Regions from separate parts of the Homo sapiens genome. Here region 2 is linked to region 1. Evidence: read pairs that join two places in POLR2A ChIA-PET (ENCODE). Cell type or tissue: PC-9. All regions are shown on one strand. Each heading gives the region's core, and the rest is flanking DNA. Links, peaks and the distances in the headings are about the cores only.

The links. Peaks named below come from ENCODE experiments on the same cell type or tissue, not always from the same donor. Only the 100,000 strongest peaks of a DNase experiment are listed, where the experiment ranks them.
Region 2: POLR2A ChIA-PET joins it to region 1 with 5 read pairs; 2 of 35 experiments call an interaction of 5 or more read pairs at or near these places.

What each region holds. Positions count from the first base shown.
Region 1 is chr4:86,034,111-86,040,502 of GRCh38, forward strand. The region is part of intron 11 of MAPK10 (mitogen-activated protein kinase 10); the gene reads right to left. Among named protein-coding and RNA genes, the nearest start is that of MAPK10-AS1, 82 kb to the right of the region's middle. In PC-9, for the core only: no CTCF peak of the experiment used is centred there; a DNase peak (open chromatin) is centred at 2,851; H3K27ac peaks cover 530 bases.
Region 2 is chr4:85,194,552-85,200,943 of GRCh38, forward strand. No RefSeq gene overlaps it. Among named protein-coding and RNA genes, the nearest start is that of WDFY3, 230 kb to the left of the region's middle. In PC-9, for the core only: no CTCF peak of the experiment used is centred there; no DNase peak of the experiment used is centred there.

The DNA.
Region 1 (6,392 bases), core at 1,599-4,098:
AGTATTTTAGGAGAGTTTAGCAGATAAGAGTAATTGAGATGTGAGAAATGAAGGATAAGAGGACATTAAAGATAGTATATGAACAGTTATCAGGGCCTGTGACTTTCACCCTTTGAATATTTTTTCAAAAGACTGTAAACTTCTTTCATATTATTTTGGAAGATTTGAACTTCCTTGGTTGAAATTATTGCAGAAATTCAAACACAAATTTATATGGATTGCATAAACAATAACTTAAAATGGATTAGACACATTTTTATTGATGGTTAATTTCATATGAATTTATATTGGTGGTCAATTATATGAATTTTATACTGATGAAACATGTCCAAATTGTTTCAATTAAATGAGGAAAAAAACACAAACAAGTACATGGTCACTGTGAATTAATAAATACTAGAATTTATTTATTTCTTTATTAAATGTATTCATTCAGTAAAGGTCTTGGGCACCTAACACATGGCAGACTATATAAAAAACTGAGATTTCAAAATTGAATAAGGTGACTGCTGACCACAAGGAGTTCACAATTTACTGGGGTAAGACTGATGCAAAACAGATCATTAGTATACAACATGATAAATGATAGAAACCTGTATATGGTCTAAGGGAACAGGGTGGAGAAGTCCTAACAAAGCCTAGATTTGATTTCCTGGAGTAAAGTGATGCTTATTCAGTGAGCGAAAGATGTGTGGGAGGTTGTCAAGATAAAAGAAGGAGGAAAAAAGTGACTCCATGCCAAGAGCACATTATAAGCCAAGTTACAGTATGTAGAAAACAGAATAGGGGTGGTGGTGGTGGTGGTGGTAGTGGTAGTGGTGGTGCATGTGTTTCTCTGTGTGTACATGCATGCCAAGAAAACAAGAAGGAATTTTGTCACAGTAAAATAAAACATGTCGTCAGAAGTGACAAGATATAAGAGCTGTACTTAGAGAAGCAGAAGGGTCAGACAAAGGGTGGATCAAGGATGATCCAGGGGGCCAGGCGCTGTGGCTCATGCCTGTAATCCCAGAACTCTGGGAGGCCGAGGTGGGTGGATTATTTGAAGTCAGGAGTTCAAGACCAGCCTGGCCAACATGGTGAAACCCCACCTCTACTAAAAATACAAAAATTAGCCGGGCATGGTGGCAGGCACCTGTAATCCCAGCTACTCGGGAGGCTGAGGCAGGAGAATCGCTTGAACCCGGGAGGTGGAGGTTGCAGTGAGCCCAGATTGTGCCACTGCACTCCAGCCTGGGTGATAGAGTGAGACTCTGTCTCAAAAAAAAAAAAAAAAAAAAAAAAATGATCCAGGGTATCATGATACGGAAGAAAGAAGAAGAGAAACCACTGAGGAATGTAAGAGAACGGAACAGTGAAATTTACAGCTGGATTGAAGAAAGATGTAACTGTAAGCAGAGAGAAGAGGTAGGGAGCCATTGCACGATCTATAAAAAAATATTGAAAGTTCTGACTGCGGTTAAAAAAAAAAAAAGATGAGGGTGAACGAAAGACACAGATTCAGGAATAATTAATAAATGTTAATAAATAAACTTGGTAGAAGTTGGTTTTTGATTGAACATATGTGATGGGAGAGAAGAATATGAGTCCCCAATTTCTAAGCTGAGTACCTGGGAAGATGATCGTGTTGGTGAAGCCATCTAAAGAAATAGAGAATGGAAAAGGGGAAATGAGATTGGTAGAGGTGAGCCTAAGTGTTATGTGAGAAGAGATGATGATTTGAAAGTTAAGTATATAATCTGAAGTTCAGAGGAATGCTGTTGGCTAGAGATGTGTATAGATTTGAGACTAACAGCAAGTGATGTTTGTTGAAACTATGACAGTGGATGAGGTCACCCAGGGAAGATATGTGGGTATAGAGAGTAAATGGCCAAATTAAAATTTAAAGATTGGACAGAGGAAGGTAAGTTCACTAAGGCAAAAGAGAATAGCTAAAGAAATACATGAAAAATGAGAATATTGCAATGTTATAGAAGTCAAGCAAGTAGAATTTCACAAAAAGCTAGTAATTGGCCATTTCTTGCAAATGAAGCACATGAGGATTTTGACTCGCAGGGCACCAGAAAGGCATGATAGAAAGCATGCCTCTGAACCCTTTGAAAGCTTTCCAAACTTTAAATTGCTATCACCCCCAGAAAGATCCAGATAGATCTTCGGTGGAGGACGTTAATATGAGACATCACCTAAACAATTGAATAAAATGTAGAAAAAGATCCTCAACACCAATATAATTAAAAGGAAAGAAACCATAGAACAATTGTGACACTAGAAAAACTATAATGATCTCAGATCTACTCTCTCAAGTCTCTGAGAACTTGATAAAAAAAAAAACACTGTTCTCTATCTAGTTAAAGGAAGTCACTTTTTTTCTGAGAAACCACCATATGTTAAGCTGTCTTTATATAGACCTTAATAATCCTCACAGTCAGGAAACTAAGATTCAAGGAAATTTTAAAAAATATATCATGAAGTCATATAGCTAATTAATGATGAAACTTTTATTAAAACCCAATTTAAAGAGTAATCCAGAGCAAGTGTCAATACTGTTGAATCTAAAATAAAGACTAATAAAACAATATTTAAAGTGAACATCTTTGTAAAACAAGAAATAGAAACATAAGCCAATAGGGTGACCATATTTCCCAGTTTGTACAAAATAGTTCCATTTTATGCTTATTGTCCTTGTAATTATTAGTAGCACTTACGCCCTTCGCTCCTTTAAGTGTTGTGGTTTGGAGAATAAATATGTGGACACTCTACATAGCAATGTTGTGACATGGCATGTTAGAGATCTAAGGTATACAGTAATTTGAGGACAAAGAAAACAACTGAATTGCAATGTTTTTCTACCACTGAGGTTTCAACAATTGCAGCTGTACCTTTTCCTTCTCTGAGACAGCACGTCAGCATTTCCTTCCATTTTCTCTATTTTTAGAAACGTAAAATTCAGCTATAAAATATGGCTGTTGGCAGACAGTACAGACAAGAGTAGAATTCTGCATAATAAATCTATAGTTGAAAAATATGGATTCTGTGGGCATTCTATGGAGTTCTTGCTGTTGGCCATGACTTTCTACTAAAGCGATCTCTTTAACAAGTACCTGTTCAATTCCTAATTGAGCTTTCGAAGGTAAAAGTTGCTCTTTCTGCCTGTAATCCCAGGCCTTTGGGAGGCCGAGGTGGGCAGATCACGAGGTCAGGAGATCGAGACCATCCTGGCTAACACAGTGAAACCCCATCTCTACTAAAAGTATAAAAAATTAGCCGGGCATTGTGGCAGGTGCCTGTGTTCCCAGCTACTCGGGAGGCTGAGGCAGGAGAATGGCATAAACTTGGGAGGTGGAGCTTGCAGTGAGCCAAGATCACACCACTGCATTCCAGCCTGGGTGACTGAGCGAGACTCCGTCTAAAAAAAAAAAAAAGTTGCCCTTTCTTGTGACTTCATTCATTTTATCCCATATATATAAGTAATATTCATTGAGTAAAATGTGTGAATTTATTTTTTACTGAATCTTTGAGATAATTTTCAAAGATACATGGGAAGTATCTTTTTCAACAGCATTATAGGATATTAGTGGTAAAAGAAAGTTCAGAGATTATCTAATGCCACCCTTATTCAATTTTCAAATGAGAATATAGAAACTGAGAAAGCATAAGTGATTTGCCCACAATCACAGAGTTAATTAGTGACAGATGAATACATTTATGGTCTCTTATGGGAAAAGACAGAATAATGGAATTCTTATGGTTGAAGAAACATTAAACTGGATAATTTGACACCTGTAAAAGATATTCATTAAAGACAAATTTGTGCCTGCCACACACTGATTTCTGTTCCAATTTTCTGTCAGTCTACACTTACAGCTAGAGCTGGCAACTATCATACAAGCAGTCAACACTTACATTCTTAAACACTTTTTTGTCAAAGTATCATGGACATCAAAGACCTCTAAACACATGAATCTCTAAAGAGATAAAAACCAGATATGAGAAATCTAAGTTGTACAAAGTTGTTCCTTTGATTCTTCTTTGAGCCCTGAACTGACATTTTTCCCTAACACTTATGCTCTGAACCATATGACAGTCCATCAAGTTGTTGGTGTTTGTCTGCTTTGTCCTAATTAAGGATCTCCCTGTGTTCTGCTGCCTTGTTTAAAATGTCAACAAAAGCTTTAAATAGCACTGTATCTCAGTGTGTGCACTCATTATTAATTCAACATCTGGATCAAAGTAAATGATATTATATCTTACTGAAATATGCTTTGTTTTTTCTTATTAAGCTTGGCAGTTAGATGATTGTCAAAAGATGCATGCTTTATTAAAACGCTTTAAGCAAGAAGGGTATATCTTAGTACAAAATTAGATAGAACAGGAAATCCATTAAGGAAATATACAACATTTTGATTTTATATTTCCTTGAATCTCTACACATAGAGTTTTCTAATTTTTTTTTTCTTAATTTGATGACTAGGACTTGTTAAATTTTCACCAATTAATTAGAAAATAAAAATTTTGGTAAAATGACTCTGATGAAGCACAAAATGATATGCACTTTTATTGTTTTATTTGGCTAATGGCACAGTTTAGCATGTCCAATTTTTCTCTAAAGCCTTATATTCTCTGTGGCACCAACAGCAGTTCATTACCCCAAAATGGAGCTCAGTATTTGTTTCACAAATAGTCTTACCAACAATCGCCAAAATAATGAAAATATTATTGCAATATGCACAATTATCAAAAGAATTGATTAGATATAATTAATTCCTATGATTTCTCAGTAATGTGACCTTACTATGCATTAAGCAATGACCTGGTTTCCAATTACCAAAAACTTCATTGCCTTCTGAATGTAGATATATGGCATTTTGTGATGTACTATCCGTTGATTATTAAAAATTGCTTCAGCAAGTTTCAGGAACTATGTCTGTGTTCTCAAACAGAAATTAAATAATATACTACTACAGATTAAATAAATGCCTTTTAAAAGTATGATTTGAGGAGATGTCAGCAAGATGATAAAATAAGGCTCTCCAGTGCTCCCTCTCTCACAGAAACATCAATTTGAACAACTATCCGCACACAAAAATACCTTCACAAAAGTGAAGGAAACCAGGTGAGAGATTTCAGCACCTGGGTATAGCACGGAAACAAGAAAAGATGCACTGGAGAGAGAGGAAGGACAGTTTCACATTACCTGCTTCACTTTTCCCCCAATTACCAGACAGCACAGCATGGAGACAGATACCCTCCACATGATGGTAGGAGAAGGAAGTGAGCATCAGACTTTGCCTTAGACCCCAACACTGGGCCTGCCACAGAAAAACCCAGCACCAAAGAGACCCTCACAGCCCTAGACACCAGGCTAGTACTTGTGGACTGAGCTTCCACACCTTTCCCAGCACTGATCAGGGGCTTATAGCCTTAGACTCAAGGTCTATACAGCAGACTTGGTCTCTGGGCCACTCTACTGCCAGGTCTACCTTAGCAGCCCAGCCTCTGGAACTTCTCCAGCACTGGGCTGTCCCCTATAATCCTGGACATCAGATCCATCCCAGTAACTGACTATTTCCTGCAGACTCAGACTCAAAGCCAATCCCAGAGCCAAGTAGCCCCCTGTGGACCCAAGGATAAGGCCAGCCTCTACAGATGTAGGCAAATATTTGCAGACATAGGCGTCAGGTCTGCCCTTGTGTACCCAGGTTTCAGGCCTATCCATGGGGACTCAATCAATAGGTCCACACTTGTGGATCTAGACTTAGGCCCAACCCTATAGACCCACCCACCTGCTGACCCAGGCACCCAGACACCAAGCCCAGCCAACCTACCTGAGGACTCCAACAGCAGGCCTACCCTTAGACGACACCAAATGGCATGCACAGGTTCTATGGAAAGGCTGACTGATAAAGAGTTTTCCCAGACAAAGCCAGTCTGCAAAGACTGGAATAAGCCCTTACTTCTTCAGATGCACAGACATCAGTGTAAGGAAATAAGAAACATGAAAAGCTGAGGTGACATAAACCACCAAAAAAATACAAAAATCTCCCAGTGGCTGAGTCAAGAGAAGTGGAAATATATAAACTAAGAGACAAAAAAGTCAAAATAATTGTTTTAAGGAAGCTCAACAAACTTCAAAAAAATTACAGGGAAACAATTTCATAAAATCAAGAAAACAATAAATAAAACAAATTTAATAGAGAGATTGAAATTATTTTTCAAAGACAAAGAGAAATCCTATTGCCGAATATAATGAATGAATGAAAAATGCAATAGTAGGATTGATGAAGGAGAAGAAAGAATTTGTAGCCTTGAAGACAAGTTATTTAAAAATATATGGTCAGAAGAGAAAAAATGAAAACAAATAGAGAAAGTTTATGTGATTTATGGGAGAGCAT
Region 2 (6,392 bases), core at 1,305-3,804, 840 kb before region 1:
AATGAGAACACATGGACACAGGAAGGGGAACATCACACACCGGGGACTGTTGTGGGGTTGGGGAAGGGGGAGGGATAGCATTAGGAGATATATCTAATGCTAAATGATGAGTTAATGGGTACAGCACACCAATATGGCACATGTATACATATGTAACAAACCTGCACGTTGTGCACATGTACCCTAAAAGTTAAAGTATAATTAAACAACAAAAATGTTGACTATTGGCCCCCACTCTCTTCTGGCTTGTAGAGTTTCTGCCGAGAGGTCTGCTGTTAGTCTGATGGGCTTCCCTTTGTGGGTAACCAGACCTTTCTCTCTGGCTGCCCTTAACATTTTTTTCCTTCATTTCAACCTTGGTGAATCTGACAATTATGTGTCTTGTGGTTGCTCTTATTGAGGAGTATCTTTGTGGTGTTCTCTGTATTTTCTGAATTTGAATGTTGGCCTGCCTCACTAGGTTGGGGAAGTTCTCCTGGATAATATCCTGAAGAGTGTTTTCCAACTTGGTTTCATTCTCCCAGTCACTTTCAGATACTGCAAATCAAACGTGGATTTGGTCTCTTCACATAGTCCCACATTTCTTGAATTCTTTGTTCATTTCTTTTTACTCTTTTTTTCTGTAAACTTCTCTTCTCACTTTATTTCATTGATTTGATTTTCATATTTCATTAATTTGATCTTCAATCACTGATACCCTTTCTTCCACTTGATCAAATTGGCTATTGAAGCTTATGCATGTGTCACGTAGTTCTCATGCCATGGTTTTCAGCTCCATCAGGTCACTTAAGGTCTTCTCTACACTGTTTATTCTAGTTAGCCATTCATCTAATTTTTTTCAAGGTTTTTAGCTTCCTTGTGCTGGGTTCAAACATCCTCCTTTAGCTCAGAGTAGTTTGTTATTACCAACCTTCTGAAGCCTACTTCTATCAACTCGTCAAAGTCATCCTCCATCCAGCTTTGTTCTGTTGCTGGTGAGGAGCTGCAATCCTTTGGTGGAGAAGAGGCCCTCTGGTTTTTAGAATTTTCAGCTTTCCTGCTCTGGTTTCTCCCAATCTTTGTGATTTTATCCAACTTTGGTCTTTGATGTTGGTGACCTACAGATGGCGTATTGGCTTGGATGTCCTTTTTGTTGGTGCTATTCCTTTCTGTTTGTTAATTTTTCTTCTAATGGTCAGGCCCCTCAGCTGCAGGTATCTTGGAGTTTGCTGGAGGTCCACTTGAGACCCTGTTGTTTGCCTGGGTATCACCAGTGGAGGCTGCAGAACAGCGAATATTGCAGAACAGCGAATATTGCAGAACAGCAAATACTGCTATCTGATATTTCTTCTGGAAGCTTTATTCCAGAGGGGCACCCGCCTGTATGAGGTGTTAGTCAGCCCCTACTGGGGGGTGTCTCCCAGTTAGGCTACATGGGGGTCAGGGACCCACTTGAGGAGGCAATCTGTGCGTTCTCAGAGCTCAAACACCATGATGGTAGAACCACTGCTCTCTTCAGAGCTGTCAGACAGGGACGTTTAAGTCTGCAGAAGTTTCTGCTGCCTTTTGTTCAGCTATGCCCTGCCTCTAGAGGTGGAGTCTATAGAGGCAGCAAGCCTTGCGGTGCTGCAGTGGGTTCTGCTGAGTTCGAGCTTCCTGGCCACTTTGTTTACCACTCATGACTCAGCAATGGCTGAAGCCCCTCCCCCTGCCAGGCTGCTGCATCACAAGTCGATCTCAGACTGCTGTGCTAGCAGTGAGCAACGCTCTGGGGGCATGGGACCCGCCAAGCCAGGCATGGGATATAATCTCCTGGTGTGCTGTTTGCTAAGACTGTTGGAAAAGCACAGTATTTGAGTGGGAGTGTCCCGTTTTTCCAGGTACAGTCTGTCACGGCTTTCCTTGGCTAGGAAACTGAAATCCCCCAACCCCTTGTGCTTCCGGGGTGAGGCGATGCCCCACCCTGCTTTGGCTTGCCCTCTGTGGGCTGCACCCACTGTTCAACCAGTCTCAATGAGATGAACCAAGTACCTCAGTTGGAAATGCAGAACTCACCCATCTTCTGCGTTGATCATGCTGGGAGCTGCAGATCAGAGCTGTTCCTATTTGGCCATCTTGGAATGGCCACACCCTTTGTCTCTTCTTAAAGCTTTTTTCTTGAAACCTATTTTGCCTGGTGTCAGTATAGCTACTACTGCCCTTTTCTGGTTTCCACTGGCATGGAATATCATTTTCCATCCCTTTATAGTCAGTCTAAGTGCATCTTTATAGGGCAAGTATGTTTCTTGTAGGCAACTGATCATTGGGTCTAGTTTTTTCATCCATTATGCCACTCTATATCTTTTAGAGAATTTATTCTATTCAATGTTATTATTGACAAGTAAGGACTTACTCCTGCCGTTTTCTTATTTGTTTTCTGGTCATTTTGTGGTGTTCTTTTCTCTCTCTTTCTTTCTTTCTCTCTTTTTCTTTCTTTCTTCTTTCCTACCTGTCTTCCTTTAGAGAAGGTGAATTTCTCTCGTGACATGATTTAGTTTCTTGCTCTTTATTTTTTGTGTATTCATTTTATGTTTTTTTTGAGGTTACCATGAGGCTTGCAAATATGATTGTATAACTCATTATTTTAACCTGATAACAACTTAACACTCCACAAACAAACAAGCAAGCAAAAAGAAAACTAATAAAAACTCTATGCCTTAACTTAATCCCTCCACTTTATAACTTTGTTTTTTCTATTTGTCTTATTGTACTGTATATGCTTTGAAAAGTTGTTGTAGTTATTATATTTGATTGGTTTGTCATTTCGTCTTTCTACTTAGAGTAACAGTAGGTTACAGCATTATAAAATTTTGTATTATTCCATGTACTTACTATTATCAGTAAGTTTTGTACTTTCAGTTGATTGCTTATGGCTCATTAACATCCTGTTCTTTGTGATTGAAGTACTCCCTTTAGCATTTCTTGTAAGACAGGTCTTGTGTTGATGAAATCCTTCAGGTTTTGTTTGTCTGGAAAAGTCTTTATTTCTCTTTAGTGTGTGAAGGATATTTTCACAGGATATGCTATTCTATGGTAAAAGTTATTTTCTTCTGGCACTTTAAGTATATCATGCCACTCTCTCCTGGTCTGTAAGGTTTCCACTGAAAAGTCTGCTGCCAAACATATTGAAGCTCCATTGTATGTTATTTTTTTTCTTTTCTCTTTCTGCCCTTAGGATCCATTCCTTATCCTTGAATTTTGGGCGTTTGATTATTAAATGCCTTGAGATAGTCTTCTTTGGGTTAAATCTGCTTGGTGTTCTATAACTTTCTTGTATTTGGATATTGATATCTTTTGCTAGGTTTAGGAAGTTCTCTGATATTATCTGTTTCAATAAACTTTCTAATTCTGTCTCTTTCTCTACCTCCTCTTTAAGGCCAAAAACTCTTAGCTTTGCCCTTTTGAAGCTATTTTCTAGGCCCTGTAGGTGTGCTTTATTGTTTTTTATTATTTTTTCTTTTGTCTCTGCTATGTATTTTCAAGTAGCCTATCTTCAAGCTCACAAATTCTTTCTTCTGCTTGATCAATTCTGCTATTAAGAGACTCTGATGCATTCTTCAGTATGCCAATTGCATTTTTTTTTTTTTTTTTGAGACGGAGTCTCGCTCTGTCGCCCAGGCTGGAGTGCAGTGGCGCGATCTCGGCTCACTGCAAGCTCCGCCTCCCGGGTTCACGCCATTCTCCTGTCTCAGCCTCCCGAGTAGCTGGGACTACAGGCGCCCGCTACCACGCCCGGCTAATTTTTTGTATTTTTAGTAGAGACGGGGTTTCACCGTGTTAGCCAGGATGGTCTCGATCTCCTGACCTCGTGATCCACCCGCCTCGGCCTCCCGAAGTGCTGGGATTACAGGCGTGAGCCACCGCACCCGGCCGCCAATTGCATTTTTAGATCCAGAATTTTTGCTTGATTCTTTTTAATTGTTTCAATCTCTTTATTCAATTTATCTGACAGAATTCTGAGCTCCTTCTCTTTGTTACCTTGAATTTGAGTTTCTTCAACACAGCTATTTTGAATTAGCTGTCTGAAAGGTCACATATCTCTGTTTCTCCAGAATTAGAGAATCCTGGTGGCTTATTTAGTTCATTTGGTGATGCCATGTTTTCCTAGATGGTGTTGATGCTATAGATGTTCTTTGGTGTCTGGGAATGGAAGACTTATGTAGTTATTGTAGTCTTCACTATATGGACTTGTTTGTGCCCATCTTTCTTGGAAAGGCTTTCCAGATGTTTGAAAGGACTTGGGTGTTGTGATCTAAGCTGTATCTGCTGTAAGGGGCACCCAAAGCCCAGCCATGCTGTGATTCTTGCAGACTCATAAAGGTACTGTTTTGATGGTCTTTGACAAGATCCAGGAGAATTCTCTGGATTGCCAGGCAGAGACTCTTGTTCTCTTCCCTTAGTTTCTACCAAACAAATGGAGTCTCTCTCTGTTCTGAGCCATCTAAATCTGAGGGTGAAGTGATGCAATCACCCCTGTGGCTACCACCACTGTAACTGCACTGGGTCAGACCTGAAGCCAGCACAGCACTGAATCTCACCCAATTCCTGCTGTAACAACTCCCTGGCTACTGCCTATGTTTGCCGAAGGCCTAGGGGGCTCTATAATCAGCAGTTGGCAAAGCCAGTTAGGCCTATATCCTTCTCTTCAAGGTAGCGAGTTGCCCCAGGCCCAGTTGGTTCTAGAGGTTCTGTCCAGGAGTCAAGACTAGGGTCAGAACTTTGGAATTCCACCTTGTATTCTATTGTACTGTGGCTGAGCTGGCAATGAAACCACAAAACAGTTCTTTCTACTCTTCCCTCCCCTTTCCAAAGGCAGAGAAGCCTCACCCTGTATCCACCACCACCACAGGCAATGGGGAGTTCTGCCGGACTACTGCCAATGCTCACTTAATGCCCACGGGCTCTTAAGTCAGCTTGTGGTACATGTTGCCTGGCCTGGAGCTCACCATTCAGGACAGTGGGCTCCCCTCTGGCCCCGGGCAGGTCCAGAGATGCTGTCCAAGAGTCAAGTCCTTGAATCAGGGATCCCAAGAGCCTGCTTGGTGCTCTACCTCTCTGTGGCTGTACTGGTTCCTAAGGTGCAAGAAAAAGTCCCCTTTATTTTTTCTCTGCTTTTCTCAAGCAGAAGGAGTTTTGTCCCATAGCTGCTATAGCTGGTAATGTGCTGAATCTCACCAGCAAGTCTCAGAGGCTCACCCAAGGCCCTCAGCATAGTACCTGGGTACCACTGCTGGTTGTTCAGGGCCCAAGGGCTCTTTACTTAGCAGGTGGTGAATACTGTCAGGATTGGGCCCCTCCCTCAAGACAGTGTGTCCCTTATGGCTGAGGGTGTGTCTAGAAATGTAACCTGGGATCTAGGGCCTGGAATGGGGGCCTAGTGATTCTGACCAGTGCCCCATCCTGCTGTTGAAAAGCTGGTATCCAAGATGTAAGATACATCTTGAGTCTTCCCCATTGTTCCCTCCAGGAAGAAGTGGAAGGAAGGAGCCTCTTTTGGATCTGCAAGCTGTGCAGCTTGGGGTTAGGGGAGGGGTGATTCCAGCACTCCCTTGGCTTCCCCAGCTGGTGTCTCAGTAGGTTGAGTACCTCCTCTGCCTTCCTAGTCCACTGTTCCTGGGCCCAGTTCAGCATTAGGACTTATCTAAAAATTGCAGTCCTTATGGCCTAGACTGCTTTTCATGTCTACTTAGAGCACCAGAGCACTGTAGCCTGTGGTGGTGTGGTTTGTAGGAAGTCAAGTTTGTACTGCTGGGATCAGTGAGTCACCTTTGACTAGGGCTGGTTTAAATGCTCTTTCCATTGGCAGGTATCTGCTAAGTTTGGTCTAGTTTTCCTTTCTCTTCTAATAGGACAGCAGTGAGTTCAATGCCTCACGTTTGCTGTTCTCTCCCTCCCCCAGCACCCAGAGATCCTCTGCACCATGTGGCAGCTGCCAGGGGTGGCAGAGGGGTGGTATTGGTGATTCAAGACTGTTTTTTCTATTTCTTCACTGCATCTTTCAGTGGTATGTAGTTAAATCCAGGTACTATGAGGGCTCACCTAATTTTTGTTTTTTATGAAGTTACTTCTTCTGTGTAGATAGTTGTTTAATTAGTGTCCTTGTAGGTGGGTGATCAGTTCAGCCTTCTATTCTGCCATCTTGCTGGGCCTCCTTCCTGTTCAATTCTATTTGTATAATTTTAAACCTTGGAAATCAATTACTGGGAGAGTAGTGTTAAAAATTATAAACTTGGATTTATTTATTTCTCCCCTTAAGTCTATCAATTGTGTGTGTGTGTGTGTGTTTAAGCTGAACCTCTATTTTTGTGTATTTTAAAACTGTTTTTAGAGTGTCGCTACTTAGGATCACTATGTTTTCTTAATTGATGCTGTTG